Regions from separate parts of the Homo sapiens genome. Here all the other regions are linked to region 1. The links are chromatin contacts, found by Hi-C or POLR2A ChIA-PET in ENCODE. All regions are on one chromosome and are shown on one strand. Each heading gives the region's core, a stretch centred on a gene start or an enhancer-like site at or near the end of the contact. The rest is flanking DNA. Distances are from core to core; before and after follow the strand shown.

Evidence for each region. A loop is a pair of places that touch in the nucleus more often than their neighbours do. ChIA-PET counts read pairs that join two places held with the same protein, here RNA polymerase II (POLR2A). Pooled maps may share reads with other maps.
Region 2: a pooled map shows a loop between it and region 1 (9-fold over the local background). The contact joins the promoter of TCEA2 here to the promoter of FNDC11 in region 1. A Hi-C loop is called at or near these places in 7 of 37 single-sample maps with no recorded cell type and 12 of 50 pooled maps. POLR2A ChIA-PET finds 5 or more read pairs at or near these places in 5 of 52 experiments (Caco-2, GM10248, MCF 10A and 2 more).
Region 3: a pooled map shows a loop between it and region 1 (3-fold over the local background). The contact joins the promoter of C20orf204 here to the promoter of FNDC11 in region 1. A Hi-C loop is called at or near these places in 1 of 37 single-sample maps with no recorded cell type and 3 of 50 pooled maps. POLR2A ChIA-PET finds 5 or more read pairs at or near these places in 3 of 52 experiments (MCF 10A, PC-9 and activated CD4-positive, alpha-beta memory T cell).
Region 4: a pooled map shows a loop between it and region 1 (8-fold over the local background). The contact joins the promoter of SAMD10 here to the promoter of FNDC11 in region 1. A Hi-C loop is called at or near these places in 9 of 168 maps with a recorded cell type or tissue (HAP-1, body of pancreas, chondrocyte and 6 more), 6 of 37 single-sample maps with no recorded cell type and 11 of 50 pooled maps. POLR2A ChIA-PET finds 5 or more read pairs at or near these places in 5 of 52 experiments (AG04450, H1, PC-9 and 2 more).
Region 5: a loop to region 1 is called in a map of CD4-positive, alpha-beta T cell, with 17 times the contacts of the local background. The contact joins the promoter of TPD52L2 here to the promoter of FNDC11 in region 1. A Hi-C loop is called at or near these places in 8 of 168 maps with a recorded cell type or tissue (B cell, CD4-positive, alpha-beta T cell, GM11168 and 4 more), 14 of 37 single-sample maps with no recorded cell type and 17 of 50 pooled maps. POLR2A ChIA-PET finds 5 or more read pairs at or near these places in 9 of 52 experiments (CD4-positive, alpha-beta memory T cell, H1, HCT116 and 5 more).

What each region holds. Positions count from the first base shown.
Region 1 is chr20:63,551,599-63,555,991 of GRCh38, reverse strand. It overlaps FNDC11 (fibronectin type III domain containing 11), which reads right to left and starts at 1,833. Exons shown (of 2, transcript NM_001319152.2): 1 at 1,786-1,833; 2 at 1-338. The coding sequence starts at 328. RefSeq lists silencers at 1,742-1,991, 2,262-2,401, 2,422-2,571, 2,592-2,651 and enhancers at 2,342-2,636, 2,932-3,021.
Region 2 is chr20:64,061,177-64,065,569 of GRCh38, reverse strand. It overlaps TCEA2 (transcription elongation factor A2), which reads right to left and starts at 2,372. Exons shown (of 10, transcript NM_003195.6): 1 at 2,186-2,372. The coding sequence starts at 2,257. RefSeq lists a silencer at 2,112-2,471 and enhancers at 2,802-2,851, 2,862-2,991.
Region 3 is chr20:64,034,442-64,038,834 of GRCh38, reverse strand. It overlaps C20orf204 (chromosome 20 open reading frame 204), which reads right to left and starts at 2,653. Exons shown (of 4, transcript NM_001387010.1): 1 at 2,509-2,653; 2 at 633-908; 3 at 387-539; 4 at 1-213. The coding sequence starts at 2,511. The coding sequence ends at 76. RefSeq lists silencers at 51-370, 471-540 and enhancers at 1,186-1,779, 2,211-2,310, 1,780-2,373, 3,261-3,490.
Region 4 is chr20:63,977,613-63,980,891 of GRCh38, reverse strand. SAMD10 (sterile alpha motif domain containing 10) reads left to right here and starts at 1,250. Exons shown (of 5, transcript NM_080621.5): 1 at 1,250-1,515. The coding sequence starts at 1,425. RefSeq lists enhancers at 646-705, 1,301-1,816, 1,802-2,096 and a silencer at 1,136-1,455.
Region 5 is chr20:63,862,800-63,867,192 of GRCh38, reverse strand. TPD52L2 (TPD52 like 2) reads right to left here and starts at 1,923. Exons shown (of 7, transcript NM_003288.4): 1 at 1,809-1,923. The coding sequence starts at 1,827. It overlaps ABHD16B-AS1 (ABHD16B antisense RNA 1), which reads left to right and starts at 2,120. Exons shown (of 2, transcript NR_165314.1): 1 at 2,120-2,369; 2 at 2,923-4,393. It overlaps ABHD16B (abhydrolase domain containing 16B), which reads right to left. Exons shown (of 1, transcript NM_080622.4): 1 at 4,205-4,393. The coding sequence ends at 4,243. RefSeq lists enhancers at 472-1,191, 1,913-2,633, 1,673-2,872, 2,966-3,195 and a silencer at 2,456-2,505.

The sequences.
Region 1 (4,393 bases), core at 584-3,083:
GCTGGAACTTCCAGGGGTCGATGAGCTGGAACAAGGCGCTAGGCAGCACCAGCGGGTTCTGGTCGCCCAGGGCCAGGTGCTTGGGCAGGACCTCGATGTAGTAGGAGCACTTACGCAGCAGCTGCATGCGGGCGTGGTGGCGCTTGAGCAGGTGCGGACTCAGGTCCGAGGTCAGGAACTCACGCAGGGCATTGCGGCGCTCGGTGTAGGTCTTCCACGCCTCTGGTTCCAGCAGCTGCTGGTCATCTGCCTCCTCCTGGTCCAGGAAGGACTGGGGATTGCCCAGCTTCATCTTGTCCAGGCCCAGGCCTGCCACATGGGTGCTCATTATCCGGGAGCTGGGGGGAGGGCTGGGTGTCAGCTGCCAGGCAGGCTGGCCTCCCCTGGGCTGTGGCATGTTCGGGGGATGGATTCAGCCCACTGACCCCATGCTGGACCTCTGTCCTTCTTCGGGGGCACAACTCGATGGGAAGAGGCTGCCTGGAGGGCTGGATGGGCAGCCTACAGATCTGGACACAGTTTATACTGAGGGGCAAAAACCTCTACTGACAACCAGTGGCCTGTGGGACAGGACAGGGAAGAACTAGGACTGCGGACTTCTGGCCAGAACCGCCTGACCTGTGGCCTTGCAAGGGCCCCAGTTCCTAACCCTGCTGCTGAAAGGGGTTGCTGGCACCCCTCGGGGCCGTGGAGAGGGGACGGCGTGGTCCTAAGCAGCACAGGATCCCCCTCGGGGACATTCGCGGGCCATCCTCCCGCTCCGGTTCTCCCTGGGGACGCTCCACGCCTCACCGCAGTTGTAGGGCACAGAGACAGGCCTCACCAAAGACGAGGCCAGCTGGCTGGTCAGCATGGGAGGAGGGCGCCCAGGCCTGGGCCCGGAGGAGCAGCCCTCCTCCCACGCTGTGGGCCCTCGCTGTGGACCCGGGATCCTGTCCCTGGTGAGCTCATGGACTCCACAAGTGACACTCCATTTCCCAGATGGAGCCTGAGGCTAAGAAGCTTGGTTCTTGTTCTCATCCAGGGCTTGAGCCCAGTGCTGAGCCGAGTCTGACCCTCTGTCCGTGGGTGCACCGGCTGAGTGCAGCTGTGGCCCCAGGCTCTGCCGCAGCTCCCTGGAGAGCAAGCCGCACCCCTGGTTGCTGCCCCGGCTCCCAGCAACCCTGGAGATCTCAGGTTGTCACAGCCACTTGGGCCTTGGACGACCCACAAATGAGAGCTAAGCAGTTGCTGAGTTCCCCAGGGCCACACAGGTACGTGGTGAAGTCATATCTGCCCGGGAAGGGTTGCCCTTTTGGGCGTGAGGCAGATATGACTTCACGAGCGCACTCCTCGGGAATCCCTCGAGAACAGGCCCCTGGGGGCAGCAGGGAGTGTGTCTGGGGTGAGGTGCCAGCTGAGAGCAGGACCCCAGGACCCCAGGCCTAAGCCCTGCTCTTGCTGGAGGCTGGGGCGGATTTCACCGCTGGAGGGAAACCGTGCCTCTGTGACGTGTGAGGGATGTTTTCTAGTCTCCAGCAGCTGCCCAGGTGGAACACCCAGAGAGGCTGGTCGTGAACCCGGAAAGGTGGTTCTGAGCCCCTCGCTGCTTCCTACACGCCCCGGTCCCAGGCCCGCTTCCCTGAGACCACCAGGTGCCCGCACTCTACCCCCTCCACCACACTCCCCTTGGCTCCCCTGGCCCGGGCCCACCTCCCCGGCCGCTCTGCCTGCCCCTTACCTTCTCGAGACCCCCAGCCCTCCTCTCCCGGCCCCCGCCGCCGCCCCAGGACCGCGCCCACTTGCCCTGCCTCTGAAGCGGAGCCGCGCGCGGACTTCCCAGAGCCCAGCCTCCCTCCGCACTCCGCGGGTTGCCCTGGGGACCAGCGGCCTTTGTGACGCTGCGGCCCGGGGGCGGGGCGGGGGTGGGGACCCGGGACCCCGAGCCGAGTAATCTTCCATCCGCTTCGCTTCCTGGAGAGCCCCAGACTTCTGGGGGCCCGCGTCCCCGACTGAGGGGCCACGGCGGGTGGCTGGTCCAAGAGCCAGGCTCCAAGGGGGGTTCCCGTCCCGGAGCCCTTCCGCGGGCGCACCACTCCCCACGCACCCCCGGCTTCGGGCGGGGCGCAGGAGCCTCGGGTGACTGGGAGGGAGTTCCTGCTCAACCCCCCAGTCCGAGCGCACTCCTCGGGAATCCCTCGGAGGAATTTGGGAGAGAGGCAGTGGCCGGTGACCAGGCGGATGGACCACCCAGCGCCTGGACAGAGGAGAGGGGCGGCTTCCCCCGCCGCGGGCTCTGCCCAGCAAGGCCCCGCCCATTACAGATGCCACCCATTACAGGCTCCTCCCACCGCAGGCTCCCCCCACCGCAGGCTCCTCAACCACAGGCTCCTCCCACCATGGGCTCCCCCCTCCCCCGCAACGGCCCCTCCCATCATAGGCTCCTCCCACCGCGGGCTCCCCCCACCACGGCCCCTCCCACCACAGGCTCCTCCCAGAGCAGGCTCCTCCCACCGCGGGCTCCCCTACTACGGCCCCTCCCACCACAGGGTCTTCCCACCACAGGCTCCTCCCAGCGCAGGCTCCTCCCACCGCGGGCTCCCCCCACCACGGCCCCTCCCATCATAGGCTCCTCCCACTACAGGCTCCTCCCACTACAGGCTCCTCCCACCATGGGCTCCTTCCACCTGGGGCTGCCCAAGCTCAGGCACCGACCTGACTCTGGATAAATGGGGTCTCCATAGCTCCAGGGAGCCCCGCAGGGGAGCTCTGAGGCCATCTGGTCCCGTCTGTATCTGTTCAGTTGGGCTCAGGGCCTCTGGGATCCCCCCGTTCCCCCACAGCACACCCCAGCTAGCTGGGGGTCTCCTGGGGTCACAATCTTAGACACCCCAAGGTGCCCCTCCTTCACCTTCAGGAAGATGCTGGAGGAAGACACCCTTTCCATCCTCCTCATCTCCACCCCCACGGAGGTCAGTGCTGGGGCCTCTTCCAGGATGGGCGTCTTTGAGCCCCTACCAGGCTGTTCTGTAACTTGAGCCTCCCCCCTCCTCCCGGTGACCCCACCCTGGAAGAGCTTTCCCTTGGTGCATGGAGGCCCCAGGGGTTAGGCCTGGCAGGAAGTGGGTGGATGTGGGTGGTTTTTTTTTTGAGATAGCGTCTTGCTCTGTCACCCATGCGGCAGTCTTCACCCCCGGGGCTCAAGTGATCCTCCCACCTGGGTCTTTCTGATCCTTCCGGATTACAGGTGTGAGCCTTGCACCCAGTCCTGTTGGGTGCTGTTTCTGCCCTGCCCTCCCTGCCTGGGCTGGAACTCAATAAATGCCAGCTATTGTTATTGTTATTTAGGGCTCCAGGGGACAAAGCCGGGGTTGTTTGGAGAAGGGGGTGCTGTCTGACGCGGAGGGTTGGGAAGCAGTAGGAGTTAGACCCCTTACCCCCGGCCCTGCAGCCCACTGACGGAGAAGCGGGGTGGGGGCAGAGCAGCCTCCCCTTCTCTTTTGGGGCCAGGCAGGTCCTGGATGTCTCCCCTCTCCTGGGCTCCACCCTACCCCCTTTCTTTCAATTTCTGATTTCTAATCTAATTTTTTAAAGTTAAACTTTTGGCCAGGCTCGGTGGCGCAGGCCCATAACCTCAGCACTTTGAGAGGCCAAGGTGAGAGGATCCCTTGAGGCCAGAAGTTTGAGACCAGCCTCGGCAACACAGGGAGACCCCTGTCTCTACAAATAATTTGAAAAATTAGCTGGGTGTGGTGGTGTGCACCTGTGGTCTCAGCTACTTGGAAAGCTGAGGCCGGAGGATCACCTGAGCCTGGGAGGATGAGGCTGCAGTGAGCCAAGATGGTGCCACTGCACTCCAGCCTGGGTGACAGAGGGAGACCCTGTGTCTCTAAAAAGAATAATAATGGCTGGGCGCAGTGGCTCACGCCTATAATCCCAGCACTTCGGGAGGCTGAGGCAAGCAGATCACCTGAGGTCAGGAGTTCAAGACCAGCCTGGCCAACATAGTAAGACCCAGTCTCTACTAACAATACAAAAATTAGCTGGACGTGATCGAGACCATGGTGAAACCCCGTCTCTACTAAAAATACAAAACACTAGCTGGGAGTGGTGGCAGGCGCCTGTAGTCCCAGCTACTCGGGAGACTGAGGCAGGAGAATGGCGTGAACCTGGAAGGTGGAGCTTGCAGTGAGCCGAGATCACGCCACTGCACTCCAGCCTGGGCGACAGAGCGAGACTCTGTCTCAAAAAAAAAAAAAAAATTAGCTGGACGTGGTGGTGGGCGCCTGTAGTCCCAGCTACTCAGGAGGCTGAGGCAGGAGAATCGCTTGAACCCAGGAGGTGGAGGTTGCAGTGAGCCGAGATTGTGCCACTGCACTCCAGCCTGGGTGCAATAAGACAGAGGCCTGTCTCG
Region 2 (4,393 bases), core at 1,123-3,622, 510 kb before region 1:
CGGCCTCCCACAACGTCTCCCTCCCTCCCTCCCTCCCTCCCGGGCTTTATTTCAACAACACCTTCTCAGCAAGGCCTCTCCTGTTTAAAACTGCAACTGTGCCCTGCAACACCCCATCTCCTCTGTAACACGTGCATGTGTTTCCACGTGTGTATCATTCCCTCTGCCCTAAGGTGACCTGATCAGAGTCCCACGACCCACAGGCCATGGGAGGGGCTTGTCCCACCTACCGCCCGCACAACCCCAGCAATCCGGGTGGCATAGTCTGCTCACGCTGCAGCCCCTCCTGAGCCCTCCCAGGCAGGCCCTGCCTCTTGGGCTGTACAGAGTCCAGCCTTGAGGTGATAGCCAGAGCCAAGGCCACTGTCCCCTGAAAGCCCTGCACCTGCTTACGTGGCTCTCAGTGGGCTCAGGTCCAGAGGCAAAAAAACCCCCACACCTGGCCCCCAGGTCCCCGAGGGGACCTCAGGCACTGGGACCCCCAGGAGGCTCTGCTGGCTCCCACTCCCCACTGCACAGCGCCCGCCTCCCCTCCTCATTCTCCCCTGGGGCTTCTACTCAAGCTGTTCTTCCACCAGAAACCCCCCATCAGTTCTGCCCAGCCCCACCCAGCCCTCCCCTGGCTCCATGACCCATCTTTGCTTCTCCCACCTACAGCTTTTATCGTTTGTGTTTTGTCTCCTTTAAGAAGGGGAACAACTCCATTCTCGGGTCATCTCTGGAAACAGCTATGAATGGTTCGCAGACCCCTACTTTGTGCTGACCAGTTTTCCGGGGTGTGTGTGAACGCAATGATGGGGGTGCTGCACCCAGCAGGAATGAGTGGGAGCCCACCCCTTCCCAGGGCAGACCCCAGTCCAGAACGCTGGTCACAGGAACCCAGACTCAACCCTGCTCAGCCCAAAAAGCTTCCCCCAAACCCCCACTGCAGTCACACAGCCCTGGGGTGGCTGCACAAATCACCCAAAGCCCATGACTCAGCCACCTTCACCGCCCTGGGCTGGCCTGGCAGACACACAGCTGGCCCTGCCCCAGGAGTTCACAGTCTGGGTGGGAAAGCACAGGTCACGTTTATTGAGCCAGCCAGGAGCTCCAAATGACCTGCGGCCAGACCCCTCCCCACCCCCCAGGAGGCAGGCAGCATCCTCTAAAGATGCTTCTGTGGGAGGGTGCAGAGGTTGCCAAGGTCATGACGCTGGAACTGGACCCCCACTGACCTGGCCCCTTCAAAGTCCTCACACACAGCCTCCTCCAAAGTCTCGCTGTGGCCGCAAGACAACAGAGGCCCAGGCCGCAGTGAACAGAGCCGGCCAGAGGCTCCAGCGCCCAGACACTCCCAGAGGAGGCTTGCCCGACCTCCTGGCTCTTATATAAGCACACCGGCTCTTTTCGGAGGGTGTCCACATAACTACCCACAACCCAAGTTGCTGCGGGCTAAGTCCTGGCTAAAGAAGGGAGAGAATTTATTAGAGAAACCTGGTTCTTGTGGGGTGGGGACAGACAGGGAAGAAAATGGGCCCACAGGCAAGACAGGTATCTGGCTGGCCTGTGAAGGAGGATGACAAGGGCTGGGAAGAGGCAGGGGAGGCACGGAAGCTCCAGAAGAAAAGGGGATCCAACCTCAGACTCCAAACTGTTGCCGGCGACAAATGCTATGGGAGACGGAGGGTGACAAACGCTGTAAGAGACGGAGCGTGGGAGAGGGCTGAGTTGGGGGGCGGGGCTCGGCCTGTGAGGATGCCCAGGCCGGGATGGAGGAAGGCAAGGGGCTGGCGCGGCCCGCAGAGGAGGCCCGAACACCCCGGGGGCTCCGAGAGGCGGGACAGGGCCAAGGAAGGAGTCGACGGGCCAGGCTGGGGGTCTGGAGTTAAGGGACAGGGAAGGGTGCGGAGCCTGTGACTGCGGGCGAGGGAGGGGTCTGAGTCCAGAGCGGGTGGCTCTCCCGGGACAAGGTCCAGGCCTGATCGCGGCCTCTGCCGGGGTTGCGGGAGTGAACGGCAGGGCTGGCCCGGGGCAGGGGTCTCGGCCACGGGTGGGGGTCTCCCCTGCGTCCCGGTTAGTCTCTGCCGGGGAGGGGTCTCGTCCTGCCCCTCAGGTCGTCTTCCGGCCCTAACGGGGGTCGGCGGGCTCGACGGGGTCTCGGCGGGGCGGGGTTCCCGGGGTCCTGGCGGCCCGCGCCCCTCACCGCGCTCTTCTTGGTCACCATCTTGTCCAGCCTCCGGGCGATCCGCGCAATCTCCTCTTCCTTGCCCATCATCGCCTCAGGAGCAGCGACCCCCGCGCCCGTCGCGCCCGCCTCCGCAGCCGGGCAGGACCCCGGCCCCGGCCGTCGCCACCTCCCACACCCGCCGCAGCCGACGCAGCCCCGCCGCGGACGACAGACCCCCGGTTCAAACCCTCGGCCCCGCGGCCGCGCGCGGCATCCTAGGATGCGTAGTCCACGCGCCCGCCTGCCGCGCCCGCCGCGCCCGCGCTCTGGACCACAACTCCCAGGCGCCACGCGGCGCGCACAGCCTCCTGGGAAGTGTAGTCCTGACCCACCGTCGCCAGTGACTCGTGATCCCACAATACCCCGCGAGGGAGGCGCCCCGGGCACGCCCCTCCCAGAGCTCAGACATCCCGGAGCGACCGGGCCCCAGGAGGCCCAGGAATCTGCTCCCTTCTCTCCTCCTGCTTCGGGCCTTGCTGTCCCGCGGCGTCCTTCGGTGGGTGGCTCAGGACCCAGTGCCCTCAGCCCTTCTCTTGGGCCCCGCTGAGCCCTGCGCGCGCCCCACTTGGCCTAGAAGGCCGTCCCCAGCCTCCCAGAGCCCAGTTTGGGTCATTCGGGCTTCTGAGTAGAGTTACTTCTTCAAGAGGCCCGCGCACACTGGGAGGCCTCTTGTGGGGCCCTGCAGGTGTGAGCGCGCGGTAGCTGGACGTGGCGTCTGGAAGGGGCCATTGCTGGGGTTCGCGAAGTGCGGGGGCCTCTGCCGAGGCTGCGTGGGCAAGGCCCCTGCCTGCAAAGTCAGCTACCAGGGAGCAGATTCTGGGCTCTGCACGTTGACCACTGTGTCTCAGTCTCCCCACCTGTGAAACTGGAGTTAAGTGTCCGCCTCACAGGGCTCCCGTCAAGATGATGTCAGCTGATTCACATCACATGCCTGAGAACAGAGAGGGGATGGAGCATGACAATTAGTGTTCATTGACATTGTTGTTGGAGGTCCCTAGGTAGGGCCAGACTGCAGGCAGCCAGAGAGATGGCCCAGGCCTAGGGAGGGTTGAGGACGGGGACAGGTGCAGGGCCAGCATCCCCACCACTGCCTGGCAGCTCCCCAGTAATGCAGATGCTGGGTGGTTTCCTGGAGAGGGCACAATCCTGGGGGAGGGTGTGGATCAAGGAGCCTGTAGTCATTCAAGTTCAGGCCAACGAACTATGAGGCCAGGTGGCAGGTGGAATGGGCTGAGCATTTCTTGGGCTGTCTGTGGCACTAATCACATATAACTGAGCTTCCCCGCAGCCAAAATGAAAAGGAAAATATGGTCAGTTAAGAGACTCATCTTAGCCGGGCAATAGTGGCTCATGCCTGTAATCCCAGCGCTTTGGGAGGCCCAGGCGGGTGGATCACCTGAGGTCAGGAGTTCGAGACCAGCCTGGCCAATATGGTGAAACCCCGTCTCTACAAAGAATACAAAAACTAGCCAGGTGTGGTGCCGGGCACCTGTAATCTCAGCTACTTGGGAGGCTAAGGCAGGAGAATTGCTGGAACCCGGAAGGCGGAGGTTGCAGTGAGCCAAGATAGCACCATTGCACTCCAGCCCTGGCCAACAACAGCGAGACTCCGTCTCAAAAGAAAAAAAAAGAGAGAGAGAGACTCATCTTGGTTGGGCACAGTAGCTCACCCCTGTAATCCCACCACTTTGGGAGGCTGAGGTGGGCGGATTATCTGAGGTCAGGAGTTCCAGACCAGCCTGGCCAACATGGTGAAACCCTGTCTCTGCTAGAAATACAAAAATTAGACCGGGCATGGTGGCTCATGCCTGTAATCCCAGCACTTTGGGAGGCCAAGGCAGACGGATCACGAGGTCAGGAGATCGAGACCATACTGGCTAACACGGTGAAACCCCATCTCTACTAAAAATACAAAAAATTAGCCGGGCGTGGTGGCGGACGCCTGTAGTCCCAGCTACTCCGCAGGCTGAGGCAGAAGAATGGCATGAACCCAGGAGGCGGAGCTTGCAGTGAGCGGCGATCATGCCACTGCACTCCAGCCTGGGCAACAGAGCAAGACTCCATCTCAAAAACAAACAACAACAAAAAAAAAATTAGCCGGGCGTGGTGGCACATGCCTGTAATCCCAGCTACTTGTGAGGCTGAGGCAGGAGAATCACTTGAACCCAGGAGGCGGAGGTTGCA
Region 3 (4,393 bases), core at 1,404-3,903, 480 kb before region 1:
AGAACGAGGCGCGTCTCCAGGCTCTGCCGCGGCCCCGCTGGTTCTCCTCCCCGCGCAGGGCCAGGACGGGCCGCGCTAGGAGTCCCTGGAGGCCGGGGCGCGCAGCGCGAAGAGCTTCTCCCAGCAGGTGGCGACGGCGTCCAGGGCGCGCAGCAGGAGCTGCCTTCGGCCGCCGCGACGCCGGGCAGGGCGCATCTTGGGCCGCCGGCTCCGCTGTCGGGGACAGGGCGGTCAGCGAATGCGCACGGCCCCCGCGCCCGGCCCGGCCCGGGAAGGGAGACGCGACCCAGCCCGACTTCAGCCTAGGGCCGTGGAGCCCCGGGACGCGCGGCGGCCCTGTGGGGGTTAAGGGAGGTCTGGCTCTGGGTGCACTCAGGGACGCACACCTGGCGCAGCGTCCTGCAGTGGCGCCGCATCACCGCCTCGGTGCGCACAGCCACGGTCCAAGCAGCTCTCTCCAGGGCCCCGCGGCGGCCCCCGGCCACCGCCCCGCGCAGGGTCCGACCCAGGGACGAGATGGACAGGAGGATACTGTGCTCCTGGGGAGGGAAGGGAGGAAGGCGGGGTGGGGGTGGGGGGAAACTGAGAGAGGAGCAGGCCGGCGAGCTTGGGTAGGGGCGCCTCCTCCATACCTTCTGGGCGCCACAGGAGGCCCGAGGCCGTCCCCGCCGTCCCGAGCTCCCGGGTCTAGTCAGGTTTTTCTGTATGAAATGAAAGTGTCTGGAGCCTGGCCTGGTCTTTTCGGCCCCCGCCCCGCCCCACTTCACGGCGGCCTGCAGATCCTCGAAGATGATGGCGCGATAGTGGCGGAGCACGTCGGGGACGCTGCAGGCCGGGGAATAGGCGCGGCTTGGCGCGGTCCCCAGCAGCGCCAGCAGGAGCGCCCAGAGTGCAGGCTTAGGGGGTACCTGGAGGAGACAGCAGGTTGGGGTTAGGCCTGGGGGGTGTTCCCAGCACAGGGAGCAGCCAGCCCACCTGCACTTTGTTTCCGTAGAAGCCCCACCCCCTGCCCCACCCCACGGGATCTCTGAGCGAATGAAATGGACGTGTCACCAATCAAGAAAGGCTGTAGGCACAGGCCTGGCGGGATAAATCAGGAGACACAAGAGATAGGTCTGCAAACCAGACAGTTCTATGCTCCCTGCAAAGATGTGAAAGGGGTGAGTGATGTCGGCTGGGAGGCGATGTCACTGAGTCCTGAAGAACCCATCAGGAGATAGAGGGGGCAGGCCCAGAGTCAGGAGAGCCTGGCTCTGTGGTCCACGTGGGAGTGGGGCCAGCAAGGGGTGGAGCACCCTCAGGACCGCACAGAGCAGGGCCCCCCACCAGCCCCGTACAGCTCTAGTGGGGCTGGTCTGCAGGCTCTTGGGGGTACAGTAGGAAGTTGTCCCAGTACAGCCTGTCTCACTCATGGCCATGCCCATTCAACTCCACACCTCCCATACTGGCGCCCTCTGGGTTAGCTCACAGAGACGTGGGAACTGGGGACTCCTTGTACCCCCAACCCAACTGGGGCAGGGGCTCAGAGCTCCAAGCCACACCCTATTGGAAGGGGAAAGCTAGGGGGACACCCAGAAGCTATAGAGGAGGAAGGAGCCACCACATCCAGCCCCAACCAACAGTCGCAAAAGGCCCCTCTGCCTGTACCAGCCGCCCCACGCCATCCCTCCGGGCAGCCTGTGCCACAGGCCTCCCCCGACCCAAAATGGAGGGCCTGCGCCCGCAGGGATAAAGCCCAAACATCAAGGAGACAGCTGACGGCCCCCAGGTTCCCAGCCACCCAAAAGGGGCCAGCCCCAACCCTTCCCCTGGGCCCCCAGGATGGAGTCAGACAGCAGATCTAGGGCTGGAAATTAATCATGCGAACCCAACCAAGATAAGAGGACTCGACTCGGCTTCCTAGCCCTGTCAGGGGAGCCTGAACAAGCAGCACCCCAACCCTTGCATAGAGCTGGGGGCCTGGTGGGCGGTGGCAGCTCCTGCTCAGAGCACAAAGCAGCAATGGCTGGAAGAGCAGATGGCTTGCTGTGGCCCCTTCCTGAAACCTGACCCCCCCAACCACACACGCCACAGCCAACTTGGTGGGCTCAGAATTGCCACGTCATTCCCTCTGCCTGCTCTGGGTCAGAGGTCATAGCGAGAACCAGAGCCTGACTCCTGAGCAGGCCAGCTGGAGCTGCAAGGATGTCCAGCACCTGCTGTGTCCCACCCAGGTGGGGCAGACTGGCTGCCCTGGGAGTCCCAACTGGCCTGTTAGTACCACTTCCAGGCTCAAGCCTCAGCCCAGCTTAGAACAGGGTTGCCCGGCACCCAGGAGCCCCCCTCCCCCAACTGCCAGAAGCCAGGGCACATGCACCCAGTGCCACCCACAGGGACGCAGTGACCAGAGCCAACCGGAGATTTCCTGGTGGGGCTCAGGGGAACAAGCAGTGTCTCCTGAGCTGTGTGTACCCCCAGCCCCTCCACCCAAGTAAGCCCCCTCCCTAGAGGAGGCCCACAGCTGCTCACCATGGGCCTTTCAGGGTCTTGCCCTCCCTCACTCCCGCCAGCAGGCCACGCACATGATCCTGGGGTCCTTGGGCAGGGTGTGCACTGCCGCACCAGGTCCAACACCAGCCAACCGCTTCCCTGGACAGGCTGCCTGGAGGACTGCAGAGGGGCAGGCCAGGCGGAGGCTTTTGAAGTTGGCTCCTCCAAGCTGAGGGAGGGAGCAGGAGAGGGAAGGAAAGGCCACGCAATCCCAGCCCTGCCCCCTCCCTCTCTCCACTCCCTATCACTTCAATTAACCTGGCCCTGGAGCTGGGCAGCCACCTCTCCCAGGGGATCCAGGGCTACTGTGGGTCTTGGATTAACTTGTCCGTCCCAGAGATACTGTTCTGTCAAGGAGGGGTGAGGCGCCGCGTGGGCTGGGGCAGTGCAGGGCCCAGCTGGTGGGGGAGGGGAGCCAGGTGAGACTGGGGCCGACTCTGTGGCCAGCAAGTGCTGCCTCTCCCAGGGATCTGGCTGATGGGCAGAGCTGGTGGGAGGCCCTCATCCCCTCCCCAGCTGCCGGACCTGCAGCCTGACATCCAGGGGGCCCTGCCCCAGCAGGTCCCAAGACATGGGGCTTCCCGGGCCCCCGCTGCTGGCCCGGCCTCACTCCTCCTGGGCTGAGGGGTCTCTGGCTGAAGAGGTAAGTCTGAGGCTGTTACTCTGCTGCCTGCCGTAAAGATACCCAGGAGCAGGGTGGGCTCCCCCGATCCTTGGCTGCTGTCGCTTCTGCTGTGGTCTGGGGCACTCTGGTTAGCAGCCTGACAGGCAGTGGTGAAGAGGCACCTCAGAACACGAGCAACCTCTGAGGCACAACTCATCTTTGCAGGCTGAAAAAATTTCAGTTGAAGACAAGTTAAGGTAGTTTCCCAGGGGGAAAAGTCAGTGACTCACAATAGTCAAGAACAGACCACACAGGTGACAGGAGTCCCCTAGGATTGTAACACTGCATCTTTACGTTTTTGCCTTTTCCGTGTTTGGATGTGATTAAATGCTGTGACAGGCTGTGCAGGTCTGCAGCCCAGGAGCCCCAGGCTCTGGCACCCGGGCACACAGCCTGGGGGTGCAGGAGGCCGTGCCTGCCAGCCTTGTGTAAATGCACTCTTTAATGTTTGCAAGACGACATCACCTAACGAGGTTTTTCTCAGAATGTATCCGCACTGTTAAGTGGCGCACAACTGTGGTTTGGCCAACTCAAAGCATTTGAGAAAACCCCACACAGGCAAGAAAGAGGAGACACTCACACATGGACAATGTAAGCGCTCCGGAACTTTCCAAGGGCCCTGCAGGAAGTATCCCCTGAACATGGCCTGAAACATTCTTTTCTGTGTGACCCCTCAATGCCCACCCAGCACTGGCCATTTCAGCTCTGAGGTCAGAGAAGGGCTTCCTTCCTACGCCTCGGTTTCCACATCTGTACAGGGCCAGGCTGGCTCACAAACTTCCTGGGCCTCGGTTTCCACATCTGTACAGGGCCGGGCTGGCTCACAAACTTCCTGGGCCTCGGTTTCCACACCTGTACAGGGCCGGGCTGGCTCACAAACTTCCTGGGCCTCGGTTTCCACATCTGTACAGGGCCGGGCTGACTTCACAAACTCCAAAAAGCTGCAGGACTCTCTTCATCTTCAGAATAAATGTTGAGGGCTCCCTCATGCTTCCGTCTCTCCATGAGGGATCAAAGGAAACTCCTCCACAAGTTCCAGTGAAAACACTCATGAAGCTCCTGCAGCTGCTCCTCAGGACGGGGCGAGAGGAAGGACTTCCACATTCCAACGATTTGAGCTGGACCCCAGGTTGCCTGCCCAGCAGAGACCAACCAGCAGTTCCTGACCCCATACAGGGGTGGCAGGTCCCTTGCCCGGGA
Region 4 (3,279 bases), core at 1-2,500, 430 kb before region 1:
CTGCTTCCCGAGTGCTCTGATGCAGTCCGGAGACCTGTCTGTGAGAGTGGGACCCATGGTCCCCTCCCTCTGAACCCATGGCCCCCTCCCTCTGAACCAGCCCAGCTGCCCGCCCTCGCCCCTGGTGCGCCCTGTCCGAGCAGAGCTGTACCCTGTCCAGTTGTGTAGAGCTTGTGTGTACTGGTTATGGGCACACCTGTCTGTGTGCGTCCTGTGCGCACACTGCTGCCCTACGCTTTTAGCACTCATATTCTTGAACCCCCATTCAGGCATCTGTCCCTCCAGTGGGACTAGAGACCCCACCCACGCCCGCCAACATGCCTTGGACATTCTGGTGAGGGCCACATCCTTAGCTCCTGGAGAGCTAATTGACGAAATAAATAACCGCAGCTGAGCTGTCGGGAACACGTCAGTACATGAACATGGCTGTCAAGCATGTGGGTGAATTCTGTGTGTGTGATTAGTGGGGTGTGTGCACAGAGGTCACGTGTGCTCGTGTTTTGGGTGCAAGTGCATGACTGTACTCTGTGCATGCATTTCTACATGTCTGTGTGCATCTCTGGTCCTCCTGCTGTAAGACATCCTCCAGAGCCCCTACATACACCCAGGGAGAGCACCCAGGCTCCTGGGCAGAGCAAGCCGAATAGCTGGTTGCAAGCCTGGCCTGCTGCTGCACCAGGCAACCACAGTTCCCTAGCCCAGCCCCATCTCAGCACTTCTCACTGGAGTCCTGGAGCAAACACACCGCTCCGGCCTGCTACAGCCTCCTTGGAGTTCCCCTCTGCCCCATCTCCAGGCAAGCCAAGCCCCTTTCAGTTACAGAGCACTGTACCGCCCCCTCTCCCCCGGGCACTGAGCCAGGTTCTGGGGCTGCAGAGGGAAGGGAGAACCACCCTGATGTTCACAGTGGGGTGGGCGGTAAGCAAGAGTCAAGCTGGTTTCTCCGGGGAAGCGGGTGCCTATTTGAAGGCGAGTAAAGACGTAGGAGACCGAGGAAAGTGTGTGGGAGGCGTTGACCTGCCCCTTGTCCTGGCCCCGGTAGGTAGAAGACCCCTGTGAGATGCCCCTCAGCCCACCCCCACGCACAGAGGGGCCCGACCTCAGAGGACGCCCGGCAGGTTCACGGGGACTCTCCTCCGCGGAGCCGTGCCCAGGGGCGCACGGACGCCCCTCGCCCTGGCGGACAGCCTTGGTGCACGCAGGCCCGCGCGCCGCCGACACACCTCGGAGCTCCCGGAGCGCGCCCGGCACACAGGGCTCGGCGGCAGGTGCCTCGTCGCGCACACTCGCGGGCCGCGGGGACCGGCTCGGGCGCGGGGCCGGCTGGGGCGGGGCGGGGCGGCGGCGCGCGTTCCCCGCCGGCCACACCGGCCGCCCTGCACTCGGCGAGGGGCGTGTGCGCGGGCCTGGCACCCGCGGGCCCCATGTTCACCGAGCTGAGGTCCAAGCTGAGCCCCCCGCGTGGCCGCGCCGGGGCCGTGCGCGCGGGCTTCGGGGAGCGCCGGGATGTGGACGGTGAGCGGGGCTGGATTGGGGAGCGGGGATTTCTCGGGCGGGGGTCTCAGGGACCCAGAGGCACGGGGGCGGGGCGGGACCCGGCGGGCTTCGAGCGGCGGTGGCTGGGGGTATTCGGCGGATGTCTCGGCTCAACGGGGTCCCGTAGCCTTTGTCCTGCTTTAGGGGGCAGCCAGCCTCAGGCCTTGGGGGTCAGCGCGCCCTTGGCTTGGGGTGAGGGGGTGTCAAGCCGGGGCGCCTGTGTCCAGGCTGGCACTACGCTCGGGTCACCTTTTCCTGCGCACGGGGAAAACCCTCCCCCGCTTTTGCAGTGGGGCCGAAAGGGGGCCGAGGTCACATCCCGCCTCGGTGCCCCCGCCCCATTTCCTTCTGGAATCCTGACGTTGGGGCGGGAGGGACCGGACCGACAGACCGCGGGACGGACGGAACTCCCTCCGGGAGTGCAGGCAGGAAATGGGCGGAGCCTGCTTGGCCGGGGCAGGTGCCGTGCGGGCTGAGGAGTCCGACGGGTTTCCCCGGACTGCCGCGCGCTTCTGCACCAGCCCCGCCGCTCGAGGCCCTGCAAAGCCCGGCGACCACGGCGCCTGTCCGCTGGAAGGCGCGGGCTTAGAATAAGCCTTTTCCCACAGCACTAGGGGCCACCTCGGGGCGGTGGCCCACTGAGCACACCCTCTGCTGACCCCAGACCTCAAATTTGGAGTCACCCAGGGGTCCGGTTCCTGAAAGTTGCAAGAATGGGGGCGGAAGGTGTTATGTCTCCTAAGTCTTACAGGCGTGGGAGGACGGGGAAGTAGGATGTGGTTTTCACCGATACTTAGACCTCCTAGACACATCCCCAACCCCTGCCCTGGGTGTGGAGTGGGTGGCTGAGTCTGAGGCCGGGAGGGTCTCTCACTCTAGGGTGGATGGGATGAGGGCCCTAGCGTGGGAACCTCACCTGCCCTGCTGAAGGCCTGGGTGCTAGGGTGCTGTAAAGACAGGGGCAGGCCTGTGCCCACCTTCTGTCTCCCCACAGGCTCTGTTCACTTGCAGATACCATACAGAGCCTTCATTCATTCATTCATTGACAATGAATGTGGGGTGCCCCTCTGTAACCAGACCTGGATCAAGACGCCTGCCTCCCCAGACTCAGGTCAGCAGTGCCCCCAGAGATGATGACAAAGCTCAGATGAAACACTTTAATGCAGTTACTGTGGGAAGAGGGAGCACAGAGCATCACCGTGGGTCCCCAAGCAATGGCTGCACCCCACATACCTGTGCTGACCCGCCCATATCCAATGGGTACCCACCATTCACATGGCCGGTGTTGTCCCGGGCTGCAGGCCCTGTGGGGGGCGGCACAGCTGGAGAGCCCAGCGCGTGTTTGCGGAGTGAGCCCTGCTTGTCAGTTGGCCCACAGTTCAGGCTGTCAATGAGTCATAGTCAGTGAGTCGGGCCCCAACACCAGATAGGGCTGTGTGAACTGGGTGCCTTCAGTGGCGATGGGCAAGCAGCATCCTCAGCCCGGTTTCCCCAGCACAGACGACCTCCCCGGACTCGGGATCTGCCTTTCCTCAAAGCAGGCCGTGTGTGCACTTCCTGGTCTGGTGTGGTGTGTGCAAGACTTGTGGGCCAGCCCAAGGCAAGGGTGAGGTCAGGGCTGTCCCAGGATAGCTCCTCTTGTCATATGTCTCAGGTTCCCTTCCCTAGAGGGCACATCCTCTGATCTAAGAATCCATCCTGCTCCCCTGGGTGAGGGCTGTAGACTTGCAAGATGAAAGGTGT
Region 5 (4,393 bases), core at 674-3,173, 310 kb before region 1:
CACCTGAGGTCAGAAGTTCGAGACCAGCTTGACCAACATGGAGAAACCTCCATCTCTACTAAAAATACAAAATTAGCCGGGCATGGTGGCGCACGCCTGTAATGCCAGCTACACGGGAGGCTGAGGCAGGAGAATCGCTTGAACCCAGAAGGCAGAGGTTGCGGGAAGCCATGATCGCGCCATTGTACTGCAGCGTGGGCAACAAGAGCGAAAATCCGTCTCAAAAAAAAAAAAAAAAGTAGAAAGACCAATTAACCTGGCATGGTGCGCCTGTAGTCTTATAGTCCCAGCTACCTGGGAGGCTGACGCAGGAAGATCGCTTGAGCCCAGGAGTTGAAGATTGCAGTAAGCTATGATTGCACCACTGCACTCCAGCCTGGGAGACAGAGGGAGACGCTGTCCCCAAAAAAAAAATTAAAAAAAAAAAAAAAAAAGGCCAGGCGCGGTGGCTCACGCCTGTAATCCCAGCACTTTGGGAGGCCGAGGTAAGCAGATCACGAGGTCAGGGTATCAAGACCGTCATGGCTAACAGTGAAACCCCGTCTCTACTAAAGATACAAAAAATTAGCCGGGCATGATGGCGGGCGCCTGTAGTCCCAGCTAGTTGGGAGGCTGAAGCAGGAGAATGGCAGTGAACCCGGGAGGCGGAGCTTGCAGTGAGCCGAGATCTAGCCACTGCGCTCCAGCCTGGGCGACAGAGTGAGACTCCATCTCAAAAAAACAAAAACAAACAAACAAAAAACACCCTCCAGAATAATGCAGCACCTAGGAATTATAAAGCTTAATATGTAGCCGGGCACAGTGGCTCACGCCTGTAATCCCAGCACTTTGGGAGGCTGAGGCGGGCGGATCACAAGGTCAAGAGATCGAGACCATCCTGGGCAACATGGTGAAACCCTGCCTCTACTAAAAATACAAAAATTAGCTGGGCCTGGTGGCGCGTGCCTGTAGTCCCAGCTACTCAGGAGGCTGAGGCAGCAGAATCGCTTGAACCCGGGAGGTCGAGGTTGCAATGAGCTGAGATCGCGCCACTGCACTCCAGCCTGGCGTCAGAGCAAGACTCCGTCTCAAAAAAATAAAGAAAGAAAGAAAGAAAGAAAGAAATTTAGCATCCCTCTCTAGAGCCCCAAAATGCAAGGCAGACTTTTATCATCTTCTCAAGATTTTAATCTCCTGGGCTCGCTCCACGCCCCTCAGTGGCCATCTCATACTGCTCTGGGGAGACTGTTCTGGAAACAGGCCTGGTATGCTGGGTGTGCCCCTGACTCACTCCACCCCCTCTCCATGAGGCAACCCCTAAGCAGGCTGAGCTCCGAGCAGAGTTGCTGCCCAAGGGGAGCTCTGCTGAACGCGAAGACCCCTTCTCTGCTCGGGAGCCGCCCTCAACACCTCGGACTGGGTCCAGGGCCAGACAGCGTGAACCCGAGGGCCCCGCGCAGGGACCGGGGGGTGGCAGAGCAAGCAAGAGCAGGGCACGGGGTGGGCGGCATAAGCGAGACCTGCTGGGAGCGACAGAACCCAAACTACGGGAGCAACGGCGGGCGCCAGGGAACCACACCTCGGAACGGTCCCAGGGGAGACCAGGAGGGCGGCTGGAGAGAGCCCAGGAAGCGGTCTGGGCCGCGGGCAAAAAACACACCACGACCATCATAAGCTTCGAGGTCAGTGGCCCCGGGAGCTGAAGAGGGGCCGCGGGGTGGGTGAACCGAGACCGAGAGGACAGAGAGTCGCAGACGCGACCCCGGGAGACGGAGAACAACGGGCAGCCTGGGCCCATCTGCGGCGAAGGGGCCGGGCCCGGCAGGTACCTTGGCCGGCGGAGTCCATGTTCGGGCGGCGTCCGGACCGCTGTCGCGGGCGCTATGGGAGCCGAGCGGGCGGCGCCGGGAGAAGCTCGCCGCGTACACACTAGCCAGCGGAACTGCCTCAGCTCCGCGGCGTTTCGTAATCCGCGATGCGACGGCTACTTCCGCCCGGGCACGTGCTCCGCCTTCTTCCCGCCCCCACCAGTGATATCCAATGAGAGTGCCGCTTGGCCCGTCCTGGTTTACCCGACTCAACCTGATAGGCCGAAACTGCGGGCGAACCAGGAAAGGGAGGCGTGGTTCGGCGGGAATCCATTCCAGGTTGACTCCACCAGCGAGAATCACAGGTAGAACGGTCAGAGTAGCGGGAGGACTGGGAAGGTGGGAAGTGGGAGGACCGTCCAACATGGCGCTGTGGAAAGCCAGCGCAGGGCCCCAGGGGATCTTCCGGGGCGGATGCAGCTGCCTAGGAGTGCTGGGGCTCGCGCGCCTCGGCGGCTCAAACTCTGACCCCTTGAGATCCTTTCCAGCCCGACCCCTTACTTTAGGGGTCAGCCTGCCCCCGTAAGTCCTGTTATTTATTGTATTTATATTCTTTTTTTAGTTGGTCCTTTTTTGTTTGTTTTTGAGACGGAGTTTCACTCTTGTTGCCCAGGCTGGAGTGCCATGGCGCGATCTCAGCTCACTCCAATCTCTGCCCTCCGGGTTCAAGCGATTCTCCAGCCTCAGCCTCCCGAGTAGCTGGAATTACAGGCGCGCGCCAACACGTCCGGCTAATTTTCGTATTTGTAGTAGAGACGGGGGTTTCGCCACCTTGGCCAGGCTGGTCTAGAACTCCTGACCTTAGGTGATCCACCCGCCTCGGCCTCCTAAAGTGCTGGGATTACAGGCGTGAGCCACCGCCCCTCACGCCTGGCTAGTTTGTCCTTTTCATGGGGACTTTTTATTGTACGCGGGTTACTCTGAAAAAGATCGCGATTCGTCCCCTCGCCCTGCAGGCGCCGCTGCCGCCTCGCCTCGGGCGTGGACCCTGCGGCTCGGGCCTGCGCGTGTGCACCCCGAGGTTGTCTCACTTCCTGTTCAGGGCGACCAGCGCTGCGCCCTCCCCACTCCACAGATGAGGAAGCTGAGGTTAAAGTCACTTGCCCCAGGTCACTCCGCAAGTTGAAGCGCAACCAGGATACTCTGGAACAGGATGCCTGACTTCAGAGGAGAGGCGCGTAACCACCAGGCAACTGGCCCCACGAAAACAAGTCCCGCAACTTCCCTTCTTTGGCTCCTACTTGCTCCCGGAAGAAAAGCCTTAAACGGTATTCAAGCCCTTTAGGATCTGATGTCCTAGGACTCCACTCTGGGCTTCCAGCCTGGGGTGGTACTGGTCCCTAGGCATGGAAGCTCCTCCCACTGCCCCTTCCTTCACCCGGCCACCTCCTCCCACAGGTGTCTTCCTGGTACTCTTGCACAGGCCCGAGTCCCTTACCACCACGGCCTTAGCCTGCTCTCGTGCTCTCAGTAATGTTTTCTCCATTTGCTGCCTTTCATTCTTTCCAGAGATTCTTGCTCAACCCAACCAGGCCAGCCCGGGGACTAGGGACATGTAGGGACAATAGTCCCTGCTTCAGGCAGTTCAGGGCAGACCACAGAGATGTGACATTACAGACCATTGTGAGCAGAGGCCTTGTCCCATTCTGTGTTGCATCCCTAAGCCAGGAACAAAGTCCAGCCCAGGCCTGGCTCCAGGGGACACGCAGTAGTATCCTCTGGCCTGTGCAAGTGTATCTGTAGCCTCACATGCCACCATGTGAGTCTGCAATCTGTCTGTGAATGCCCTGGTGTAGAAGCCAGGAGTTTGGAGGTGGGAGGGAGCCCTACAGAATGATAGCCAGTGCTAACTCCTGGGAATGTCCAGCCACTAAGACCTGCCCACAGCCCTGCCATGCCAATGTCCTCCTTTTCACGGGAGCAGCTTGCACAGACTTTCAGCGCACAGCTGGCATTGTCTTCCCAGGAGCCATCCTGTAACCCAGGCCAGGTGAAGGGCTCCTCCCTGGGACCCCACAGCCCCGTTCCCATCATCCTTTTGTGGTGATCAAGGCACCCATCACACAGTATTGCCATAAACCGGGTCAGGTTAACCTTTCATTCCCTTAGGAGCTGGGTGGGGGCAGCCAAAAGTATTTGTAGGAGGAAGAGAGAAAGGAGGGGACAGAGCTAGGAAGAATGGGAGGACGGTCAGAACGCCCCTGTGAAGGAAGGAGAGCACCAAGTCCCCGTGTTCTGCCTACCCTCCCCCAGACAGCAGATCAGGAGCACCCCGCGCGCCCCCCCCCGCCCCGCCCCGCGTCGGCGCCGGCCCCCTGCAATGGTTGGCGGTATGGGGAGGTGAACCAAGAAGGCCAGGAGTTCAAGTGCGTGATCCCCCACTGGGGCATATAGGTTACAGCCGCCAGGGCAACTGAAACTCCTCAGGCTCCAGAGGGCTGAAGTGAGTCGCCTCCACGTTCTTGAGGTGCTTCCGAGCCAGGAACAGTGCGAGGCGCCGGCGCCGCCGCGAGCTCAGGCCCTGGCCCACCAGCCATGGGAAGGCG